Regions from separate parts of the Homo sapiens genome. Here all the other regions are linked to region 3. The links are chromatin contacts, found by Hi-C or POLR2A ChIA-PET in ENCODE. All regions are on one chromosome and are shown on one strand. The core of a region is the stretch at or near the end of the contact, and the rest is flanking DNA. Distances in the headings are between cores, read along the strand shown.

Region 1 (3,523 bases), core at 776-3,275, 1.3 Mb after region 3:
GGAAATTATGTTACTTTTCTATTAAAATCCCCAAATAGCTCCCCGGTTTTTTTTGTTTTTGTTTTTGTTTTTTTCAGAATAAAAGTAAAAACTCATACAAAGCTTGTAAGGCCCTTCATGACCCACCCTCAGCCGCATTTGTGACCTACTCTTTCCCCTGCTGACTCCACTTGAACATGACTTTCTTGCTCAATTCTTTGCACTTTTCGTTTCCTCTGCTTGGACCATGTTTTCCTTCATATATCGATATGGCTCTCTTTCCCCATTACTTTCAGCTTTCTTCTAAAACTCCACAGTCAATGAAGCCTTCCTTGCCCACTGTGTATAGAAGAGGAAATATTTTCATCTGATTGCCTGGTAGTACATACCATCACTTGACATAATAGAAATACATTTATTTGATTTTTTTGAATTCCCCCTCTACCACTAGGATTTAAGCTCCTTGAGGTCAAGAACTTCATGATTCTGCTCTCTGCTATGTTTACTAGTTCCTAGAATAGTGTCTGGCACACAGTAGGTGCCCAATAAATATAAATAAATAACTAATATTCTTTTAAAAACCCCAAATTAAAAAATAAGTTATAAAGCTGCGATTTCAACTGCATTAAAGAAAACAAAAGCACAACACTGCAAAACAATCATTTAAGCAAAAAGCTTCTCTTTAAATTGGTATTTTATAAAGGAAGTCTAAAATTACAACTATTTCTATTAATTCCTAAAATAAGACAAAAATACTTAATAAAGAACCAGAGTTATCAAAGTTAAGTTTTCTGATAGGTATCTAGATCCCTTAGAAAAAATATTTAGCATGAAAAAACAAGCAACCCCTTATTACTGCCAAGTTTTAAAAACAAAAAAGCAATTCAGTCTCTATCTCATGTCTACTCCTTATATCTACAAACTTAAAGTCAATAGAAAAATCATATTTGAGAACTGGTAAAAAATCTTTTCTAAATTAAAACTCTAAATTAATAGTAGCATTGAAAATAAACACCGACCCTTTTGCTCAGAACTTAAATCAGTTTGCCTTCCAGAAACAAGTCATCAGTGATAAAATCAGACAGTGGACCTGAAAGCAGCAGCCCGTATGACACTAGTTTGTTTTGAAAAGCAAGCCCATTGCCTTATCCTAGACTTGAACTCAGAGTGCTGTCTCTCATCCCCATCGGGGCACAGAGCTTCATCATCTCACAAGAGAAAGGAAAATGCAAAAAAGCAGGTGGCCCAGGGGATGACAACCAGTAAGGAAAGATGAAGCCAAGACAAAATTCACCCTATGAAACTGCCAAATGATGCAGTAAACCTATCTCCCATGAAAGGAACTGTAACAATAAGATGACCTTAGTCACTAGGTTAGGAAGGTAAGAAAAAAAAGCCTTTAGATTGCAAGAAAATTGATAAAAAGGGAACAGCTTAATTTTTTTCATGAGAAAACAGACACACATCCTAACCCTCTTGACTAAACAATTAACATTTTTAGGTGACCTAGAAATAAAGTATAATGTAAGGACTTATGTAAAGTCATTAGGTACAAATAACTCTCTGGAAAACATTTTTAAAATGCTCCAACACAAGGCATCAGGTAGTCATGACCTTGCTCTGCTCTCATCCAATTATGACAAACTGTTTAATATGAAAGCTATATTGAGACACCTAAATCCCCTAAACTCCTTGAAAAAAAAAGATGAATTTCAAAGTGGTAATTATCACTTATTCATAACTTGACAACAGTGTAAGCATCCCCCAAGTAGACAATCCAAGATTAAAATATAGGTATAATTCAACATTAATATGCAACTGACTTGGTTCTCAGTCCTTTGGTAACTTCCCAATTCATACTCTAGAGTACAGACCTTTTTAGCACGCCAGTTTGCAATGAACCAGCAATGTAAAACAGAATGGCCAACTGTTCCTCTGTTGGTAACAAATGTGCTAATATATACTAGTTTAAACTTGATCTATCAGTGAGTCAATGAACCGTGAAGGGTGGGGGTTAATCAGGGTGTTCTCCAAACAAAGGCTCATGAGAGCGGCAGGGACGCCACTCCCAGACTCACATCTGTGCTGTTTTGAGTGCAGCATGATGGAAATGGCATGGTGTTCATCAAAGTTAAGAGCCCAGAACCTTGTCATACTCTTGTGTATATTCACCACTATTTTACACAGAAAAGCAACCAAGTTGTTGCAAAGATAAAACCCAAACACAGGAAATAGAAACCTCAGTTAACCACAAGTCTCAGGAGCTATTAATATTAAACTATGCCCAGTTAATGTGTAACAGTGATGGTAAAAGCCTTTCCTACATAAGATTTGACAACTTTCCAGTAGAGGTCTGAGTTAGAGATATTTTATATTGGCAATTTATATTAAAATGCATCAATTTCACCTTATTATCCACAAAAGCTTATAGATGCAGATCTTTACATACACAGATGAAAATAATTTTAATGCCGTAAGTCAAAGTAAAAACAAAGCCATGTAACTTCTAAATTTACATGCAGCCCAGCAATGTAAACATATCTCTGTTTCTAATAGCTAAAACTGACTGAACAGTAATTAGCAGAATCACCTGCTGCCGGAATAATCACCTCAATACTTCAGAATTTAAATGATAAAAGAGCTAAGACTATTTAAATAGAGAGCAAGAGAACAGCGAAGAAGAAAAATTCAGCCAAATGTGTCATCCATATATCTTTATCATTTTTTATCCTGATATAATGAATTTTTACTCATTTTAGAAGATGCTATAGAGTAGACCTATTTAACTATATCACTTTTCCTAATTAAAAATCCAGACTAAAAAGAGATATACGTAACTGGCTTTAGGAAATTCTTTTTCCCTACTCTACATAGAAGTCAACCACAAAATTAGTTAAAATAATTAGCATTTAAATACAATTAACCTCATAAAAAATCCAATTCAAATGATAGTTGTATATTTAATCCTTCATGAACTAGAAAATTATAAAATTATTAGAGAACACTTTTATGAATATGTTTTACCTTAATGATTTTATCAATTAAAAAGCTTTTTCAAAGTATCCTTTCTGGATCATATGTAAGTAATTAGGTGTGGCTTTTAAGATAAATTTTTAGTTATTTGCAGGGCCTCCAAAAAAAATAATTTTTAGCATTCCAAGAACATATGTTCCATTATAAAGAGTCGTGAAAAGACTTGTGTACTATATGTTGAAGACCAATTAGAGAGTTTAAAATTTTTAATTAAAAATAAACTGTATATTTATCATGTACATCATGTTGTTTTGAAATATATATACATTGTGAAATGGCTAAATTGAGCCAATTTACATATGCATTATCTCACATACTTATCATTTTGTGGTATGAACAGAAAATCTACTCTTAACAATTTTCAAGTATACTTTATAATTAACTATACTCACCATGGTATACAATAGACCTCTTGAACTTCTTCCTCCTATCTAACTGAAATCCTGTATCCCGTGACCAACATCTCCTTGATCCCTCAGCCTATCGCATACCCCTGGTCACTACCATTCTA
Region 2 (3,061 bases), core at 392-2,891, 1.7 Mb after region 3:
ATAAAACAACAACAACAACAAAGAAACAAACAGCAAAAAAAGAACACTAAACCAAATCAAACTTGGATACTGGTCTTAACTAGCCATGTGATGTGATCTTGGGAAAGGGATATCTCCAAGCTTTCTTTTCTTTCTTTTTTTTTTGAGACAGTCACCCTCTGTCGCCCAGGCTTGAGTGCAGTGGCGCGATCTCAGCTCACTGCAAGCTCCACCTCCGGGGTTCACGCCATTCTCCTGCCTCAGCCTCCCGAGCAGCTGGGACTACAGGCTCCTGCCACCACGCCCGGCTAATTTTTTTGTATTTTTTTTTTAGTAGAGACGGGGTTTCACCGTGTTAGCCGGATGGTCTCGATCTCCTGACCTCGCTATCCGCCCGCCTCGGCCTCCCTAAGGGCTGGGATTACAGGCCTGAGCCACAGCGCCCGGCCTCCAAGCTTTATTTTCTCATCTATAAAATAGGGATCATAGTGTTCTTTCTTTCAACCTCACAGGGTTGTAGTAATGATCAAAAGAGTTACCATGAACATGACTTAAAAATTGCAAAGTGCAACAAAGATTAGGTATCATTAACTGATGTGTTCGGGAATACAATATTTGCATGTGATATTTAAGAACAAAGATATAACAAGAAAAACAGAATCTTCATAATCTCATCTGTTCTAAATATTTCTGCGCGATCCAACAGTTTCTTTTCCACACATTATTTGAACACTCTCTATCAAACAACAAAACAAATAAGAGTAACAACGAAAACACTCATAAGTGTTAAATGACCATTTTTAAGCAACTGTTTCTCCTGTCCCCCAAAAGCAATATGTTGTTTGAAAAACAAAAGCTGGGTGCAGCTTTAAATCCTGGTAAAACTAAACAAATCTCTTCAATTCACTGAAATTGGCCAGGGAATAATTGGCTGTTCTTGGACTCACCTGTCATTAATGCTGTTTAAAATTCAAAACCCTGCAAATCTTTCTTTATTGTCAATTAATAAAGCAAAGAAAATTAAATTCTTCATTATAGAAACATAAGTAATAAAACATTCCAATTCATATGACAAGATCAGTGTACTGCAATCACTGTTAAATGGATTAGACATAGCTTGCTTTTTTTTTTAACCTTTTGAAGTGTTTGCAGGAAGAGTAAATTATAGGAGTATTTGAAAGAATGATTATATATATTCTGTTTATATTTTGTAGAGGAAAAATAGAAAGATATTTCAAGATGTATATTCAGATTTTTTGTTTGCTAGTTCATCTATGCTGGTCTAAACACATAGATGAGATAGGCACCTGATTAGTTGTATTCTAGGGGCAGCATAATGTCCCATCAGTCCCTTTCTGACAAATAACCTAGAACTCTCAGCAGTAGAAGCACTATGTAAACAGATACTTAATCTGTTAAGGATATATCACCCTCTGGCATGGGTTAGTAAATCAGTTTAACTCAAAATAGTGGGAGATGAAACTAAAATTTTTAAATTGAAGGCATGAGTCAGGGAAAGTTTAGTAACAGAGGTGTGTCTTTAGGGTAGAAAAAGCAGAAACAATGTATTTGCTCCTAGGAATAACTCTCAACAGTCAGGTGGCAGCAAAAAGATACTGAAAAACTGAGATAGGGGAAGTAGGGAATCGCCAAAGTTCCCTATATTTCGTCTTTTTCAAATGTTTTCTGGGGCTACCAACATGAGTGACCTTTGTAGCAAACTGCCTCTCTGTATTTTCAGTTCCTCTTCTGATTAAGGGCCTCTTTATGATAAGCTCTCTGAAGCTACACAGGAGAGCATTATTATCTATTCTTATACTGTGTGCTGTTTGCTTTTACTTTTGTATAATCTGTAGTGAACTGGTTTGGTTCCTATATATTTTTTTTTATCTAGAGAGCTGCTTATGTGTAAATCCTCTCTGTAGGGAAATAAATGGCAAAGATACTTTCTGTAATTTATTCCATCACATCTATAGATATTTTAAGTCTACTTAAAAACAAGTAATGTCTTAAGTAGACTTATGAAAAGACTGTATATTTGGCTACCAGCGTTTGAAATCTAGAGTTGGAAAATAATTTCAGAAAATACCTACTTTAACCACACATCTTCATGACAGACATACATAAACCAACCCAAGTCCCTGAGACTCGCTCCATTTTATATACCTCAGAGAAGAATCCATAATTAACCGGGCTTTTCAACTCCAGCTCTGATAATTTCAGATGTTAGAAAATGATTTCTTATACCAAACTTAAATATAAATTCCCCACTTTATTCTAAAATAACTTCATTTGTTCTCTGCAATAAAAAGTCATTTTCTCACCTTTTAAAAAATATGAATGAATGATTATTTTCTTTTATTCTCAATCTCCCTAAGGGCTTTAATAAACTCTATCCGAATTCTCCCTATTGCTCTGCCTTTGAAGCCCAGAGCTGGACACAGTCTTCCAGTAAAAAGCCAGCCTAGACCAGGTCTTCTGAATATTAAAGTTTGTGGCATCCATTGTTTTCCATTTACCGTTAAGCAGAGACAATATGGTTACAGTTATATTTAATGGACCTGACGCCTACTAAACATGAGTGAGCTGTATGAGGCCTGGAGATAAGTGCAGATTTGGGTAAGTACCCAGGAGTTTTGACGTCATTTAAAAGCTCACTGTACATCTAAAAAGTGGAATCCGAAGCATAAGGTAAAATAGTTTTTTGAGTATATTTATTGAACTTCCTATCACAGCCAAATTTTGGGGAAATCGACTTTATCTTTGACCCTTTTAGTGTCAAATATCCTTTGAAATCAAGAATAAAAACAAAGGTTGTTCTCACATGCCTCAGGTTCCCAAAAGTTAGTTAATAGGAGACATAAGAGATATATGATACTAAATATAATACTATCTCCTTTCAAATTTGATAGCAGGCCTGGTCATTAGAGAGAACTGAGATGTGCAATTGCTTTGGCTATTCATTTCCAGAAACGAAAAAGAAGCCACAGTTTATACTGTATGTAGCATATTACTTTCTAAATGAGGCATACGTTTCAGGATTCTGAAACTAAGTTAAAAAAACAGATTTTGAAGCCTCTAG
Region 3 (3,301 bases), core at 597-3,096:
TTTATAAAGAACATGCCCTGAGGAAGAACACACCGTGAGGAAAAGGGTATGAGGAAGAACATACCCCGAGGAAAAGGTATGCCAAAAACATACCCTGAGGAAAAGACAGTCTCTTCAATAAATGGTACTGGGAAAACTGGATATTGATATGCAGAAAAATGAAACTAGGCTCCTCTCTATTATCTTATACAAAAAAATCAAATGAAAATTGACTAAAGATAAATCTAAGACCTCAAACTATGAAAATACTATAAGAAAATACTGGGGAAAACCTCCAAGACATTGATCTGGACCAAACTTTCTTGAGTAATACCCAACAAGCACAGGCAACCAAAGCAAAAATGGACAAATGGGATCACATCAAGTGAAAAAGCTTCTGCACAGCAAAACAACCAACAAAGTGAAGAGACAATCCACAGAATGGAAGAAAATATGTGCAAACTACCCATTTGACAAGGAATTAATAACCAGAATATATAAAGAGCTCAAAAACCCTGTAGGAATAAATTCTAATAATCTAATGAAAAAATGCGCAAAAGACTTGCATAGACATTTCTCAAAAGAAGACAAACAAACGGCAAACAGGCATACTAAAAGGTGCTCAACACAGTTGATCATTGGAGAAATGTAAATCAAAACTACAATGAAATATCATCTCACCTGGGTCAAAATGGCTTTTACCTAAGAGTCAAGCAATAACAAATGCTGGTGAGGATGTAGAAGAAAAGGAATTCTGGTACACTGTTGGTAGGAATGTAAATTAGTACAGCAACTGTGGAGAACCTTCAGTGTGGAGGTTACTAAAAAACTAAATATAGAGCTACCATATGATTCAGTAATCCTACTACTGGGTATATACCCAAAAGAATGGAAATCAGCAGCACTTCCATGTTTGTTGCAGCACTGTTCACAATAGCCAAAATTTGAATGCAACCTAAGTGTCTATCAACAGATGAATGGATAAAGAAAATATGGTACTTATACACAATGGAGTACTATTTAGCCATAAAAATAATTAGATTCTGTTATTTGCAACAACACGAATGGAATTGGAGGTTATTATATTAAGTAAAATAAGCCAGTAACAGAAAGACAAACATCGCATGTTCTCACTTGTTTGTGGAATCTGAAAATCAGAACAATTGAACTTATAGAGAATGGAATGGTGGTTACCAGTGTCTGAGAAGGTAGTGGGTGACAGGTGGGGGGTGGAAATGGAGATGGTTAGTGAGTACCAAAAAATAATTAGAAAGAATGACTAAAACCTAGTATTTGATGAGAGTGCAGCAGGGTGACTATTGTGAATAATAATTTAATTATACATTTAAAAATAACTAGAAGTGTATAATTGGATTGTTTTAAACACAAAAGATAAATGCTTGAGGGTACAGAAACCCCATTTTACATTATGTGATTATTATGCATTGCATGTCCACTTCAAAACATCTTATTTACCCTATAAATATATAGACCATGTACCCAAAATTAAAGTAAAAAAAGAAAAGAAAAAATGCCAATCTATAATTCCATATTGTGCTAATCTATTATTTAAGAGGCAGAGGGAAATGCTATTATCAGACAAACAAAAACCACAATTTTCAGAAAGTTTGGTTGTAAAGAAAAGAGACAACTTTTATAGGAATAAGTGATGGATACAGAGTCCGAGAATCATGTTAAATTTGTAGAAACTTGAAAATGTCGATAGACCAAATGATGGGAAATGATAGAGGCAGTAACAGAAAGGCAAGAGAGGAGAAAGAAGAAGGGATGGGGAAAGAAGGTAAAGAGAGAGAGAGAGGAGATTATTGTTAGAAAAGCTTGAAAATCTATGAGGCAGGTGGAATCAAGATTTTGAGGAAGTGAGAATGGGTGCATGTATGAGAGAGTCAAAAGTGACATTGAAAAACAGAGAAAAAAGGAAGTGAACAGAAAGATGACTAAAAACCAGTAAAATAGTTGATAAGAGATACTGAGAGCTCAACGGATGTTTCAAAGCATAAATTTCCATCAGCAACACCGCTACCATTTCTATTTCTTAAATAAGGAAAAATTATATTTCTAAAATTACAACAGTTCCTGAATTTTATTTTATTTTGTCATTAGAGACAGGGTCTTGCCATGTTGCCTAGGCTGGTCTCGAACACCTCAGGGTGGGAGGATTACTTAATTCCAACTCCCAAGTAGTTGAAGTTACAGGTGCAAGCCACCATGTCAGCTCAGTTTCTGAATTTTAGAGCAAAAGCTAAATTATATCTTTAAGGGAGACTCTTTAGTGAGATTTATAGTTATGTAGTCCTACCCACAGCTTTTGAAATCTAAAATTAGTGATTCCAAAAACAGATGCGACTGTTAAATAATGTATTCAGTTACATAAAATATAATTTATTTCATAATGGGAAAATAGTTTAATATTAGTTTATTTTTATCTTTCTGTGGTAAGACCTAGAAACTGACTGGGAAGCTGGATCTTAAGAAAAAGCACAGAAATAAGGGAAACTCAAGTCGGTTGGTGGAGAGTAGTGGTACAAAGACTAGCATGTCAGGAATGAAGAAGACAGATGGGTCTTATGAAATTTTCTGTTTAAGGACATTATCAAGAGATACTTGGGATCTTTAGTTTTGTGGTACTGTTACCTGATATCTAGTTTTAAGATTTCCTTCCACTTAGTTTTAATCCCTACATCTTATTGTCTACATATGCCTGGGAGCCTAAAGAGGTGGGTGACCTATGTATAGGCATTGGAACCAAGGTGAATTCAAGTGAGCAGTAGCTTCACTGAGAAGCAACAGGATGGCCAGAGATGATGGGAGTTGGGGATTTCCCAGAAGCACTTATCTGAAGCAAGACATCTGACAAGGATGGCTATGAAGAGAAAATGGGCATCTTACAGTCACATAGAATTTGAACTTGAATTATGGCTGAGTTGGATACTAGAGAAAAAGATAGCCTTAGAGTATTAGATACTTTAGATCAGAGGTTTTAGAATTACTTTTCAAATTATCTCTCCATTTTCATTAAAACTGTAAACCTTCACATCCAGAAGACTTAGAATTCTTGGTGTACTTTTACTAGTACCATTTCATTGGTGTTTAGCAAACTGCCTTAGATTATGCTTAATTGTATTTTCCCAAATCCCTTTATCACTCTAAGCTATTTGATGGAAAGAAATATATTTTACTCACCTTTTGACCTCCTTCAATACCAATACCAACACTAATACTGATACTAATGCCAATACTAATACCAATACAAATACTAATAGGAGAGTTCAAATCTTAAATCATAGTCTACTTTTTACAT
Region 4 (3,167 bases), core at 151-2,650, 1.5 Mb after region 3:
TCTTTCACAGAAAGAGTCATGTTATCCATGCTCATGTGCAATGGACAAAGCTTTTCCAACTTCGTCCTGTTCTAGATGTTACATGCCAGAAGTTCACTCCTGCAATCAGCAAGTGGGACACAGGTAGAGAAAGACAGAGATTTCAAAGCCACACAGACAGAGCAGTCATTCCCAGACAGTCACTAACTCCACACCCACATTCAGTAGAGAGCACTGAAGGAAAGCCTTATCTGCACTTTCGAAGCTGATACGACAGATTTTAAGGTCTATCACTGAGCATCTGTGGACTCAGAGATAGAGAATGTCCTGAAAAATAGTAATAAGGTCCATGATAGAAGGAAATAACATGAGCTAAAATACACATAAAGGATTTAGAAGAGTTCTGCGAATGTGGAAAGTCCTTAAGAAAAGTGAGCTTTTATTATTATTTTTTGTAGGAAAAAAGCGACTTGGACCCACAAAACAGCAACAATGGAAACTGGACAGCTGAAAAATATGTAGAACCATTGGCAACTTAGAAATTTAGACCCCCAAATCACCAAAGAATATTTTATTTTTTCAACAGAACAAATTCCTTAGTAGATAGGGGCACTTGTAATACACTTGAAGACTTTCTTGTGGTTGATTTCATGTGTGGGTTAACTCTAAAGTAATCTGCATATACAGATTATTCCTTAGTTTTAAATTTGTCATCTTTATAAAGTTCCAACCTAAAACCCTTCCAGGTATTATTACACCCGAGAGTATACGGATCTACCTTAGCTGTTAAAGTCTGAGGGCCCACCCAGAGCGGGCAGATCAGATAAGCACGTCACCCCACAGGAAGCTGCTTTCAGTTGTTTGCTGGGGCATGCCTTGGTATCAGTCACAGATGTTACTCAAAGATGAGACCCCTTCAGCCCTTATTCAAAGCCCTTTTACTCTTCTTTGTTCCAATTCTGTAATAAACATTTATCGAATTTTAGATACTGACAAGGCCAGGAATATATGTCTGGCCAGCCACAGCCAGGTAAACATCATACGCAAACTAAAAGACAAATGCAGTCAGGGGAGCTGTGAACACGTTCAAGCCCCTGAACTATGACCTGTGCTTTGAGTTCTGTGTGAGACTGAAAAAGACAAACAGAAGAGTTGCCTGTTAGAGATAGTTTTGTTTTTCTGGTTTTAAAGATATAATCCTTAGATTTGTAAATCATTCTTGGTAAGGGGGAGACACTGCTTTCCAGTTGTCTACCATTTCACTTACCTGAACTTTTTGAATGCACAGTCCTATACATTCTTTGTCAGTACATTGATTTTAAAGTCGTTTTATAAAAGTTAATGACTCACGGGGCCATCTGTGCAACTTAAACACAATGGCAACCTATGCAGGTGGTTGCTGTGTGTCATATACTGTGCCTGCTGTGTATATTTCTTCTAATTAGTCATACATCCTGAATCAGTTAAGGATGACTGTGGTGAGAAATACAAATCATACCAGGACTGCTTTTAGCCTGACCTATGGTGAACTTGAATGAGTAAAGTACTCCCTGGAGAGAAAATTGCTCACTGTATAGGTAGGCGTACTCCTTTCTTTCAAGGCAACAGGATACATTTAACAACAAGGAAAAAGGAGTTTATCAAATATATCCTGAGTAAGACCCTTTGGTGGCGGGTTGTTTTTCAGGCTCAATTTCTTGGCTTCTCAGATCTATCCTTTAGAAAAAAAAAAAAAGAGTAGTCCAAAAGCTGAAATTCATCAAGAAACATATCCTGTTCATGAAGGAGTCCTAGTGGAGGATGGAAACAACTTTAATTTAGGTTCTAGTAAGCAGTCTGGGATGATTTTCAGATAAACCATGAAGCCATCAACTTGTATTTAATTTGCTGTCATAAAATTTAATTACTCTCAAGCAAAACAAGTTCTAATTAGATGTGATATGAAAAAATTAAAACACAGCATATTAACAAGTGAAACTGATCTCTAGATAATAAAAGTGAGAGAAAGTACATATTGAACTTAAGGAGTGGTCTGGAAAGAGTACCAACAACTAAACGAGGAAAATTTAGTGTGGTCGTGGTAGGAGGAAAGGTAGCCAAAGGAAAGAATCCTGTGTTAATGAGCCTCTGGTCAGTGACTGAGACTGTAGAAAAGAGTAAAAAATAAAATGAAAAAAGTCAAAGGAATTCTAGGTTGTCTGCACTCACCTCATTATACAACAGATGAAGAAACTGAGGCCTCTCATGGCAAAGTGACTTGTTCAAGGACACAAAGCAAGACAATGTTATTACTAAGGCATATGTGTGTCCTCTTCTTCATTGTTAGGTAATGTATGCTAAAGTATAGTGGGCACTGTCTTCATATTTGGATGTGAAGAGAGGCAGTTTCTAGTAGTATTTAAGATGATAGGTAGACTACCAATAAAATAATTTGCTAAATATACATGATACTCATTTAAAATAGATTCCTTCTACCAGTAATGTCACAACTGGTAGTGTATGGAGGGTTTTGTCCATGTAATCCAAATTTGTGGCAAATTTTAGAAATTTTTCTTGGGAAAGGATATTTAATAAGAAAGTGATACAAACTTGAAATATAGCTTTAACAATCAATAAATTATCTAAGTACTTTTAAATGGACTGGAAGACCGAAGAAGATGTACAGATGGCAAACAAGTGTATGAAAAGGTGATCAACATCATTTGTCACTGGGAAATTAAAAATTAAAACAACAATGAGATTATACTACACACCTATTAGAGTGGCTAAAATTCCAAAAACAGATAATATCAATTGCTGGTGAGGATGTGGAAAAAGGAACTCTCATTGATTGCTGGCAGAAATGCAAAATAGTCTAGCCATTTTGGAAAGCAGTTTGGCAGTTTGCAGGAAGCTAAACATAGTCCTAACATATGATCTAGCAATTGTTCTAGGTGTTTACCCAACTGAATTGAAAACTTATGTCTACCCCCAAATCGCCATGCAAATGTTTAGAGCAGCTTCATTCATAATTGTCCCAAACTGGAAGCAACCAAGATGTTCTTCACCAGGTGAATGAATGAAAAAAAAAAAAAAAAAACTATGGTACATCCATACAATGGAGTACTATTCAGTAATAAAAAGGAAATGAGCCATCAAGGAATGAAAAGACATGGATGAATTTTAAATGCATATTGCTATGTCAAAGA

What was found. Hi-C counts contacts between places; a loop is a spot of excess contacts on that map. ChIA-PET counts read pairs that join two places held with the same protein, here RNA polymerase II (POLR2A). Pooled maps may share reads with other maps.
Region 1: a loop to region 3 is called in a pooled map, with 9 times the contacts of the local background. The contact joins two enhancer-like sites. A Hi-C loop is called at or near these places in 2 of 37 single-sample maps with no recorded cell type and 3 of 50 pooled maps. POLR2A ChIA-PET finds 5 or more read pairs at or near these places in 1 of 52 experiments (activated B cell).
Region 2: a map with no recorded cell type shows a loop between it and region 3 (9-fold over the local background). The contact joins two enhancer-like sites. A Hi-C loop is called at or near these places in 4 of 37 single-sample maps with no recorded cell type and 3 of 50 pooled maps.
Region 4: a loop to region 3 is called in a map with no recorded cell type, with 7 times the contacts of the local background. The contact joins two enhancer-like sites. A Hi-C loop is called at or near these places in 2 of 37 single-sample maps with no recorded cell type and 2 of 50 pooled maps.

What each region holds. Positions count from the first base shown.
Region 1 is chr2:181,584,771-181,588,293 of GRCh38, forward strand. All of the region lies in intron 2 of CERKL (CERK like autophagy regulator), which reads right to left. Among named protein-coding and RNA genes, the nearest start is that of CERKL, 71 kb to the right of the region's middle. Within about 2 kb of position 2,026, at least 2 of the 41 ENCODE cell types and tissues checked have a DNase peak (open chromatin) inside an H3K27ac peak, as active enhancers do.
Region 2 is chr2:181,990,015-181,993,075 of GRCh38, forward strand. The region is part of intron 2 of PPP1R1C (protein phosphatase 1 regulatory inhibitor subunit 1C); the gene reads left to right. Among named protein-coding and RNA genes, the nearest start is that of PPP1R1C, 5.7 kb to the left of the region's middle. Within about 2 kb of position 1,642, at least 2 of the 41 ENCODE cell types and tissues checked have a DNase peak (open chromatin) inside an H3K27ac peak, as active enhancers do.
Region 3 is chr2:180,332,830-180,336,130 of GRCh38, forward strand. No RefSeq gene overlaps it. Among named protein-coding and RNA genes, the nearest start is that of EPCART, 210 kb to the left of the region's middle. Within about 2 kb of position 1,847, at least 2 of the 41 ENCODE cell types and tissues checked have a DNase peak (open chromatin) inside an H3K27ac peak, as active enhancers do.
Region 4 is chr2:181,790,036-181,793,202 of GRCh38, forward strand. No RefSeq gene overlaps it. Among named protein-coding and RNA genes, the nearest start is that of ITPRID2, 100 kb to the right of the region's middle. RefSeq lists an enhancer at 688-1,887. Within about 2 kb of position 1,401, at least 9 of the 41 ENCODE cell types and tissues checked have a DNase peak (open chromatin) inside an H3K27ac peak, as active enhancers do.